2 separate regions of the Homo sapiens genome follow, and region 2 is linked to region 1. Evidence: read pairs that join two places in POLR2A ChIA-PET (ENCODE). Cell type or tissue: HCT116. All regions are shown on one strand. Links, peaks and the distances in the headings refer to the core of each region. The heading gives the core; the rest is flanking DNA.

Region 1 (4,000 bases), core at 1-4,000:
CCCTCTCCTCCTGGTAGGTTCTGAAAATTCAAGAATAATATATGTCTCCAAAGACATTTCCTTCTTATCTTTCATGTTTTAGAGGAAAAATATAAGAGGGATATACACTCAATAGCTGTACATTTACTGGCTAAGTGCCACGCTCAGAACAAAAATAATCAGTTTGAAACCATGTGGAAGAGTACAATGTACTGCAAAAATGAAAATCGCTTTATTTTGAATTAAGGTGAGGAGGAACAATCAGTCCCCCGGAACAATTTAACGTCCTCTGATGTCACAGGAACAGAAAAACAGAGCTCAGAGAGAAGGGCGAATGAGACATCTCACTTCAGAAAGGGATCTGATTCGGTTTATGAATATTCTCTAGAAGGCTGGCAAAATCTGCTAGGTTCTCCTTCCTTTTTTTTTTTGAGATGGAGTTTCACTCTGTCTCCCAGGCTGGAGTGTGTGGTGTGATCTCAGCTCACTGCAACCTCTGCCTCCCAGGTTCAAGTGATTCTCCTGCCTTGGCCTCCCAAGTAGCCAGGACTACAGGCACACGCCACCGCACCTGGCTAATTTTTGTATTTTTAGTAGAGATGGGGTTTCATCATGTTGGCCAGGCTGGTCTCGAACTCCTGACATCAAGTGATCCACCCACTTCAGCCTCCCAGAGTGCTGGGATTACAGGCGTGAGCTACCGCACCCAGCCTTTTTCTTCCTTTTTTTGTCTCCTCAGGTCTTGTCTGAATAATGTGCTAGGTGCTTAATTCTTCTAGAGGTTGGCAGTTTCAATTTTGTTGTTGCTTAGTCTCTCTCCTAGAACCAAAGAATCGCAGGGTGGGCCAATTGTCTAGCACAAGCTTTTCCAATCTGCAGTCCACACACAGCCCAGGATGGCTTTCAATGTGGCCCAACACAAATTTGTAAACTTAAACATTATGAGATTCTGGGCCGGGCGCAGTGGCTCATGCCTGTAATCCCTGCACTTTGGGAGGCCGAGGCGGGCGGATCACGAGGTCAGGAGATCGAGACCATTCTGGCTAACACAGTGAAACCCCGTCTCTACTAAAAATACAAAAAATTAGCCAGGCGTGGTGGTGGGCGCCTGTAGTCCCAGCTACTTGGGAGGCTGAGGCAGGAGAATGGCATGAACCTGGGAGGCGGAGCTTGCAGTCAGCTGAGATCGTTCCACTGCACTCCAGCTTGGGCAACAGAGCAAGACTCTGTCTCAAAAAAAAAAAAAAAAAAAAAAAAACATGAGATTCTGTGTCTTAAATGTCTTAAAATATTATAAGATTTTTTGTGTGTGATTTTTCTTTCTTTTCTTTTTTTTTTTTTTTTTTGCTCATTAGCTATCGTTAGTGTTAGTATGTTTTATGTGTGGCCCAAGACAATTCTTTTTCTTCCAATGTGGCTCAAGGAAGCCAAAAAATTGGACACCCCTGGTCTAGCACAAAACTTAGCACAAAATCTGCTACTACATGGACAAATGCAAGGTGGACGGATGAGGGGAACAGATCAATGAACAGTTCAGCCAGAGCTTGACAGCATCTCTCTTATAGCCCCAACTGGTCCTGGGGCATGTGTGTGAGACTCTCTGAATGTGGCCCCCACCCCGCCCTGTGTCTACATCCCCTCTGGAAGAGGCTTCTCTGTAGAAACTGCCTGCCTGCACCTCCCATCCCTGGCCTCAAATGGGCTCCTTGCTCACTCCAATCCCCTCCTTACTGCCAGAAGGGGGAGCTTCCAGAACCCTCACAGTCTTTCCTTGCCAACTCCACTGGCTCCCAGCTGCAAAAATAAATTCATGCACCTGACTTCCTGACTGTTGTACAGCAGTGTGAAGTGCTCCACAAAGGACTTACTAGAAGAGTCTTACCTGAAGCAGTATCTCAGAGCCCCTGGGGCATTTTTTTGTTTGTTTGTTTTTTAAGAGACAGGGTCTTGCTCCGTCACCTAGGCTGGAGTGCAGTGGTGCGATCCTGGCTCACTTCAACCTTGAACTGGGCTCAAGGGATCCCCCTGCCTCAGCCCCCAGACTAGCTAGGACGACAGGCATGTTCCACCATGCCCAGCTAATTATATTTTTTGTACAGATGGGGTATTGCTATGTAGCCCAGGCTGGTCTTAAACTCCTGGCCTCAAGTAATCCACTTGGGTTGGCCTCCCAAAGTATTGGGATTACAGGCGTAAGCCACTGCACCTGGCCTGGGGTGATTTTTAAAAAACATTTCTTGAAGCGTTGATTTTTCTTTTTCTTTTCTTTTCTTTTTTTTTTTTTTTTTTTTTGAGACAGAGTCTCTCTGTCACCCAGGATGGAGTGCTGAGGCACGATCTCGGCTCACCTCAACCTCCGTCTCCCAGGTTCAAGCAATTCTCCTGCCTCAGCCTCCCCAGCAGCTGGGACTACAGGCGTGCACCACCACGCTCGGCTTATTTATTTATTTTTGAGACAGAGTCTCACTCTGTCACCAAGGCTGGAGTACAGTTGCGTGAACTCCACTCACTGCAAGCTCCACCTCCCGGGTTCATGCCATTCTCCTGTCTCAGCCTCCCGAGTAGCTGGGACTACAGGCGCAGGCCACCACGCCCGGCTAATTTTTTGTATTTTTAGTAGAGACAGGGTTTCACCGTGTTAGCCAGGACGGTCTTGATCTCCTGACCTTGTGATCTGCCTGCCTCGGCCTCTCAAAGTGCTGGGATTACAAGTGTGAGTCACCGCACCCAGCCAATTTTTTTATTTTTAGTAGAGACGGGGTTTCACCATGTTGGCCAGGCTGGTCTCAAACTCCTGACCTCAGGTGATCTACCTGCCTCAGCTTCCCAAAGTGCTGGGATTACAGCTGTGAGCCACTGTGCCCAGCCTGATTTTTCAACAAAAGAAAAAATGGTACAAGAAGTATCGGAAATAATTTCTCCATAAGCAAGAACAAGTTGATAGATTCACCAACCTATCAAAGGCTTCTGGTGCGGAAAGGACTACACACTGTTAGTTGTACTTCATTAATACTAAATTTGTCAATCTCAAGAATTTATCAATAAGCATGCCTCAAAGAATTTATTCATACAGTTAATCAAAATTTGTGGATTCTCCCCAATTCCCTTGCATATTTAAACATGATTTCATCATAATTACAAAAATTATCAAATTATTCTAAGCATTTAATTAAAACTTAGGTCTAACATTTCAGCATATTTTAAATTTTTGATTTTAAACACCTTATAAATCAGACTTCTTAGTGCCCTTACACTAAAACTGGCCAAAAAGTGCTTATACGCAGCATTTAACTTTTTCCTTTGTTGTCTCTATTTTAATATCTTTTTATTGGCTAAATACACTTTTGTAAAACTAATATTAGCCTTTTGCAATTTAAAAAAATTAAGGTATAATTTGCATATAATAAAATCCACAGGTCTTATGTGCTCAATTCCATGACTTAACAACTGTACACACTCACGGGACCACTACCCAAACAATCTAGAGGACACTTCCATCAATCCAGAGGGTCTCCTGGTAACCTTCCCAGTTTCCATCTCTCCTTTTTATTCTTATCTTAGCTTTGTCTTCATAGGGTTTTGATCATTGTAACATTTTTATGCCTTCCTACAGTTTCCACCATTTCTCTGTCTTCCCAGGAGTTGGTCTCCTGGGCTAGGGCTGGTAACAGCTGAGGCCCTCTGTGCACTCAGGGTCTGACGACAAGTTGCATCTGGAAGCAAGTGGCATGATCATAGCTCACTGCAATCTTGAACTCCTGGGCTCAAGCGATCCTCCCACTCAGCCTCCCAAGTAACTTGGGACTACAGGCACAAACTACTGTTTCCTGCTCCTGACGTTTAAAAACCATGACTGCTCTCTGGCAACAGCAAGTTGCTGCAGGTCCATCAGTGCCCATCCGAGGAGCCCTGGTCCCTCTAGATGAGTGCTGGAGCACACTTGAGCATAGATAGTGGGCTAGAATGACCATCCTTCTGTTCGGGGCCCTTGCACCAGCAGTAGAACCATTAAGGCGTATAT
Region 2 (5,536 bases), core at 613-4,612, 340 kb before region 1:
TATCTCATTGTGGTTTTGATTTGCATGTCTCTAATGACCAGTGATGATGAGCGTTTCTTCATATGTTTGTTGGCTACATAAATATCTTCTTTTGAGAAGTGTCTGTTCATATCCTTTGCCCACTTTTTGATGGGGTTGTTTTTTTCTTGTAAATTTGTTTAAGTTCCTTGTAGATTCTGGATATTAGACCTTTGTCAGATGGGTAGCTTGCAAAAGTTTTCTCCCATTCTGTAGGTTGCCTGTTCACTCTGATGATAGTTTCATTTGCTGTGCAGAAGCTCTTTAGTTTGATTAGATTCCATGCGTCAATTTTGGCTTTTGTTGCCATTGCTTTTGGTGTTTTAGTCATGAAGTCTTTGCCCATGCTTATGTTCTGAATGGTATTGCCTAGGTTTTCTTCTAGGGTTTTTACGGTTTTTGGGTTTTACATTTAAGTCTTTAATCTATTTTGAGTTAATTTTTGTATAAGGTATAAGGAAGGGGTCCAGTTTCTGTTTTCTGCTTGTGGCTAGCCGGTTTTCCCAGCACCATTATTAAACAGGGAATCCTTTTTCCATTTCTTGTTTTTGTCAGGTTTGTCAAAGATCAGATGGTTGTAGATATGTGGTGTTATTTCTGAGGTCCCTGTTCTGTTCCATTGGTCTATATATCTGTTTAAAAATATGGAACACTTTGGCTGGGTGCGGTGGCTCACACCTGTAATCCCAGCACTTTGGGAGGCCGAGGCGGGTGGATCATGAGGTCAGGAGATCAAGACCATGGTGAAACCCCGTCTCTACTAAAAATACAAAAAATTAGCCGGGCGTGGTGGCGGGCGCCTGTAGTCCCAGCTACTCGGGAGGCTGAGGCAGGAGAATGGCATGACCCTCGGAGGCAGAGCTTGCAGTGAGCCGAGATTGTGCTACTGCACTCCAGCCTGGGTGACAGAGCGAGACTCCGTCTCAAAATAAATAAATAAATAAATAATAAAAAATAAAAATAAAAATATGGAACGCTTCACACATTTGCGTGTCACCCTTGGGCAGAGGCCATGAGAAACTTCTATCGTTCTGATTTTAGTATATGTGCTGCCGAAGCGAGCACTATTTTAATCATTTTTAAGTGCACGGTTTAGTGACATTAAGTACATTCACTGCCATCTATTTCTAGAATCTTTTCATCACCCGAAACTGAAACTCTGCATTCCTATTAAACACTAATTCCCATACCTCCCAGCCCGTGGTAACCACGGTTCCACCTTCTGTTTCTACAGAATTTTTTTTCTTTTTTTTTTTTTTTTTTGAGATGGAGTCTTGCTCTGTCGCCCAGGCTGGAGTGCAGTGGCGTGATCTCGGCTCACTGCAACCTCTGCCTCCCGGGTTCAAACGATTCTCCTGCCTCAGCCTCCCAAGTAGCTGGGACTACAGGCACACATCACCATGCCCTGCTAATTTTTTTGTTTTGTTTTGTTTTTGTTCATTTGTTTTCTTTGAGGCAAAGTTTTGCTCGTCACCCAGGCTGGAGTGCAGTGCCGTGGCAGTGGCGCAATCTTGGTTCACCGCTACTCTGTCTCCCGGGTCCAAGTGATTCTCTTCCCTCAGCCTCCCAAGTAGCTAGGATTACAGGCACACACGACCACATACGGCTAATTTTTGTATTTTTGGTAAATTTTGTATTTTTGGTATTTTTGCCAGGCTGGTGTCAAACTCCTGACCTCAGGTGGTTCACTCACCTCCGCCTCCCAAAGTGCTGGGATTACAGGCGTGAGGCACCTCGCCCCGCCTGTCTCTACGAATTTGACTCCTCTAGATACTCCACATACATGGAACTGCACAGTATTTGTCGCTGACTTCTGGCTGTCCTCACCTGGCTATGCCTACTTTGGGGGATAATCTGGGCCTGGGACACCACATCCCCGTAGCAGGCCCCACCGGGCCGCACAAACAGAACTGCGCCGAAGTTCCCCCAGGCTGTTACCCCCACTTGTTTAGGCTCTTCAAAGATGCTACCGGCCGGGCGTGGTGGCTCATGCCTGTAATCCCAGCACTTCGGTGGGCCGAGGTGGTCAGATCACTTGAGGTCAGGAGATCGAGACCAGCCTGGCCAACATGGTGAAACCCCGTCTCTACTAAAAATACAAAAATTAGTCGGGCTTGGTGGTACGCGCTTGTAATCCCAGCTACTCTGTAGGCTAAGGCAGGAGAATCGCTTGAACCTGGGAGGCAGAGGTTGCAGTGAGCCAAGATTGCGCCACTGCACTCCAGCCTGGGCGATAAAGTGGATACTCTGTTTCAAAAGAAAAAAAAAAGGTGGCACCGGCCCGGTGCGGTGGCTCACACCTGTAATCTCAGCACTTTCGGAGGCTGAGATGGAAGGATGTCTTGGGCCCGGGGGATGGAGGCTGCAGTGAGCGGTTATTGAGTGACTGCGTCCAGCCTGGGCCTCAGAGTGAGGCCGTGCCTCAAAAAGAAGAAAAAAAAAAAAAAAAAAAGCAGCAGCTACCCATCCAGCCGCCAGATGGCAGCACGATTCCATGGCCCCCACTAGCCGCTGGCTGCCTGGTGCCGGATGCAGTCCGAAAGGCGGTTCTGAGCTCCAAGGGCCGGCGCCGCGCGTGCCTGCGGTCCCAGCTGCTCGGGAGGCCCAGGCAGGAGAATCGCGTGACCGGGAGTTCTGCGCTGCAGTGCGCTGTGCCGATCCAGGTCCTCACTGAAGCCGGCATCAGTATGGTGGCCTCTGCCACCAGGCCGCCTAGGGAGGGGCGAGGCAGCCCCAGTTGGAAACGGAGCGCGTCAGTAGTGGCATCGCGCCTGGGAATAGCCTCTGCGCTCCAGCCGGGTCGACCTGCCGAGACTCCGCCTCTAAAACCAGCAAATACCGGGAGGCTGAGGGACGAGGACCGCTGGAGCCCGGGAGGCGGAGGTTGCAGTGAGTAGCTGGGATTACAGGCAGGCGCCACCACGCCCGGGTAATTTTTGTGTTATTAGTAGAGACGGGGTTCCACCATGTTGACCAGGCAGGTCTTGAACTCCTGACCTCAAGTGATCCACCCTCCTTGGCCTCCCAAAGTGCTGGGATTACAGGCGTGAGCCATTGCGCCTGGCCAAATAAGTAATTTAAGCAATTTTTTTTGTTTCAGAAAAAAAATTAACTCATAAAGGAGCCCCCCCGACACACACACACACACACACACACACACACACACACACACACACACGGGAAGCAGCAGTGTAATTGGAATGCCCACTGCTGAGGCTCTCGAATGAGTGTCATGTGTGCACATTTTGCCCCTCACAATGCACGTCAGACTATTAATAGGAAGCAGCCGCTGGAATACCTCTGGTGGGGTGTGTGCAGCAGGCAGCTTTGGAATTACGGTATCCCCAATGTGACAGCAGGACAATGGCTTCTTCACTGGCACTGTCCAACCACAGTGCTGTGGTTATGTCTCGAGGTCCATTATTGGGCGAAGGTCACTGCAGACTCAGGGAGGCCCAGGAGCTCACCCCAACCAGCTTCTTTACCAGGTGAGTGACCTCAGCCCTGCAGCTGGACTCATGGAGACAATGACCTCACCCGAAGATAGATGACCCCTGTCCACCGTCCACACAACAACTGAACTGGCCCCAGGTTGACTCCTCTACACCCTGCTTCCTACTGTACCCCTGTCAAAGGCCTTCCTCCCACCCTTCCCACTCCTCTTCCTCCCTGGCAGCCCAACCACCACAAATTCACTAACTTGTTTTCAACTCTTACAGGCTGCCCTCCTAACCCTAGCCCTGACCTCTGCCCTCCTAACCCCAGCCCTGACCCCACCGCCCTCTCAGGAGGCTTTACCAATCCTCTGCATGTTAGCCCCACCCAAGGAACAGGCCTATTTTCAAGCATACTAACTGTTGGGTGTGTCGCTTACCTATGCATATGACAGCCAATCCAACCTACCTAAATGACAGCACAGCTCCATCCATGGATGTGGCTGATCACATCTCCAAACCATCTTCCCACTGGGGACAAATTCTTGGATTTTTTAGAGACAGGTTCTCACTCTGTCACCCAGGCTGGAGTACAGTGGTGAGCCTCAGACTCCTGGGCTCAAGGGATCCTCCCACCTCAACCTCTGGAGTAGCTGGGACTACAGGTGCACACCACCACCGTGCCTGGCTAAATTTTTAATTTTTTTTTTTTTTTTTTTTTTTTTAGAGATGGGGGTTGCTATGTTTTCCAGGCTGGTTTTGAACTCCTATCCTCAAGTGATCCTCCCACCTCAGCCTCCCAAAGCACTGGGATTATAGATGTGAGCCACCAATCTTAGCCCAAATTTTTAACTAAACTCAATTAAACAAATGAACAAACAGAAAAGACTCTCAAACCACACACTGTCGTCTCTCACCCAACAGAGACAAGACGTCTATAAACCACCAATCTGTTTAAAGAGACCACCAAATGTTCAGACCATGAAACTGAAAGAATCAAAATAAAGTTGTCACTATGCCACCAACGGACAAAAGCCAGGAGCACACAACCAGGGGTCATACTCACTGAAGGTCCCCCACCCTGATGGCCAGTCAGGGGCGGCTTGCGGGTCTCAGAGAGGGCTCACCACCTGCTTGCAGTCATTGGGGATGGGAAGGTAAGTCCAACCCATGCCAGGTCAAGGCACAAAGACTGTGGGGGGAATGCACCAGACACATAAAGAGATGACTTTATTCAGGCTACTGCTATGGGAAGAAAACTCACTAATGAGGAAGGAGGGGCCTGGTAAATAAGAGACTCATGTGGAAGGCTGGAGGCGGGGTCTTAGAATGGACAAGGGCAAAGTGCTCCTTCTGGTCTCACTATTTCTCAGAACGCAAAGGAAGAGGCAATTTCTCAGTGAGCACCATTTCCCTGGAACCCAGGGCTGAGATGAATTTCAGTACTGCCAGCGGCCTCCGCGTTCTCCTGTGTGTGTAGGAGTTTGTGTGTTCCAGTGTGCGTGTTCCCACTGTGTCTTGGTGTTTCTGTGTGCCTGGTGGCATGTCTGTGTGTGTATCTGCAGGGTGAAAGACCACAGATACTATCCGAATTCCCGTGCTCAAGTGCGCCTCCTGCCTTGGCTTTCCTGAGTGTGGGGATGACAGGCGTGAGCCACCACGCTGGGCCTCATGATCTGTTTCTAGTGCAGTGAGTGCATCTTAGGGTGGGTGCCCGCCTCCATGCTTAGTAGGGCATGGATGCTGTGTATGCCATCTGTCGGTAGGATGGTTACACTTCTGTGTGTTGGCTGATGTGTGTGTCTCAGTATTTAGTCGGCTCTGGTGGCACATGTGTGTGTTGCAGGTTGTATAAGTTGCTGTTTCTCTGTGTCTGGTGGAAGGTGTCTATGGTTGCAGAGTGAGGGTCTCTTGGTGTTTCTGTGTGTCAGAGGGTGTGTGTGTGTGTGTGTGTGTGTGTTTTGCAGGATGAGGTGTGTTCTGTGAGTGTGATGTGGGGGGTGCAGGGTGCATATCTGTGTCTACATTTCTTTTTTTTCTTCTTCTTCTTTTTTTTGAGACAGAGTCTCGCTCTGTCGCCCAGG

What was found. ChIA-PET counts read pairs that join two places held together with the same protein. Peaks named below come from ENCODE experiments on the same cell type or tissue, not always from the same donor. Only the 100,000 strongest peaks of a DNase experiment are listed, where the experiment ranks them.
Region 2: POLR2A ChIA-PET joins it to region 1 with 8 read pairs; 5 of 35 experiments call an interaction of 5 or more read pairs at or near these places.

What each region holds. Positions count from the first base shown.
Region 1 is chr22:20,757,153-20,761,152 of GRCh38, forward strand. The region is part of intron 23 of PI4KA (phosphatidylinositol 4-kinase alpha); the gene reads right to left. Among named protein-coding and RNA genes, the nearest start is that of SERPIND1, 15 kb to the right of the region's middle. In HCT116, for the core only: no CTCF peak of the experiment used is centred there; no DNase peak of the experiment used is centred there.
Region 2 is chr22:20,415,817-20,421,352 of GRCh38, forward strand. It overlaps the pseudogene RNU6-225P. Among named protein-coding and RNA genes, the nearest start is that of SCARF2, 19 kb to the right of the region's middle. RefSeq lists an enhancer at 4,955-5,536. In HCT116, for the core only: a CTCF peak has its summit at 2,507 (motif pointing right); a DNase peak (open chromatin) is centred at 2,525; H3K4me3 peaks cover 864 bases; H3K27ac peaks cover 485 bases.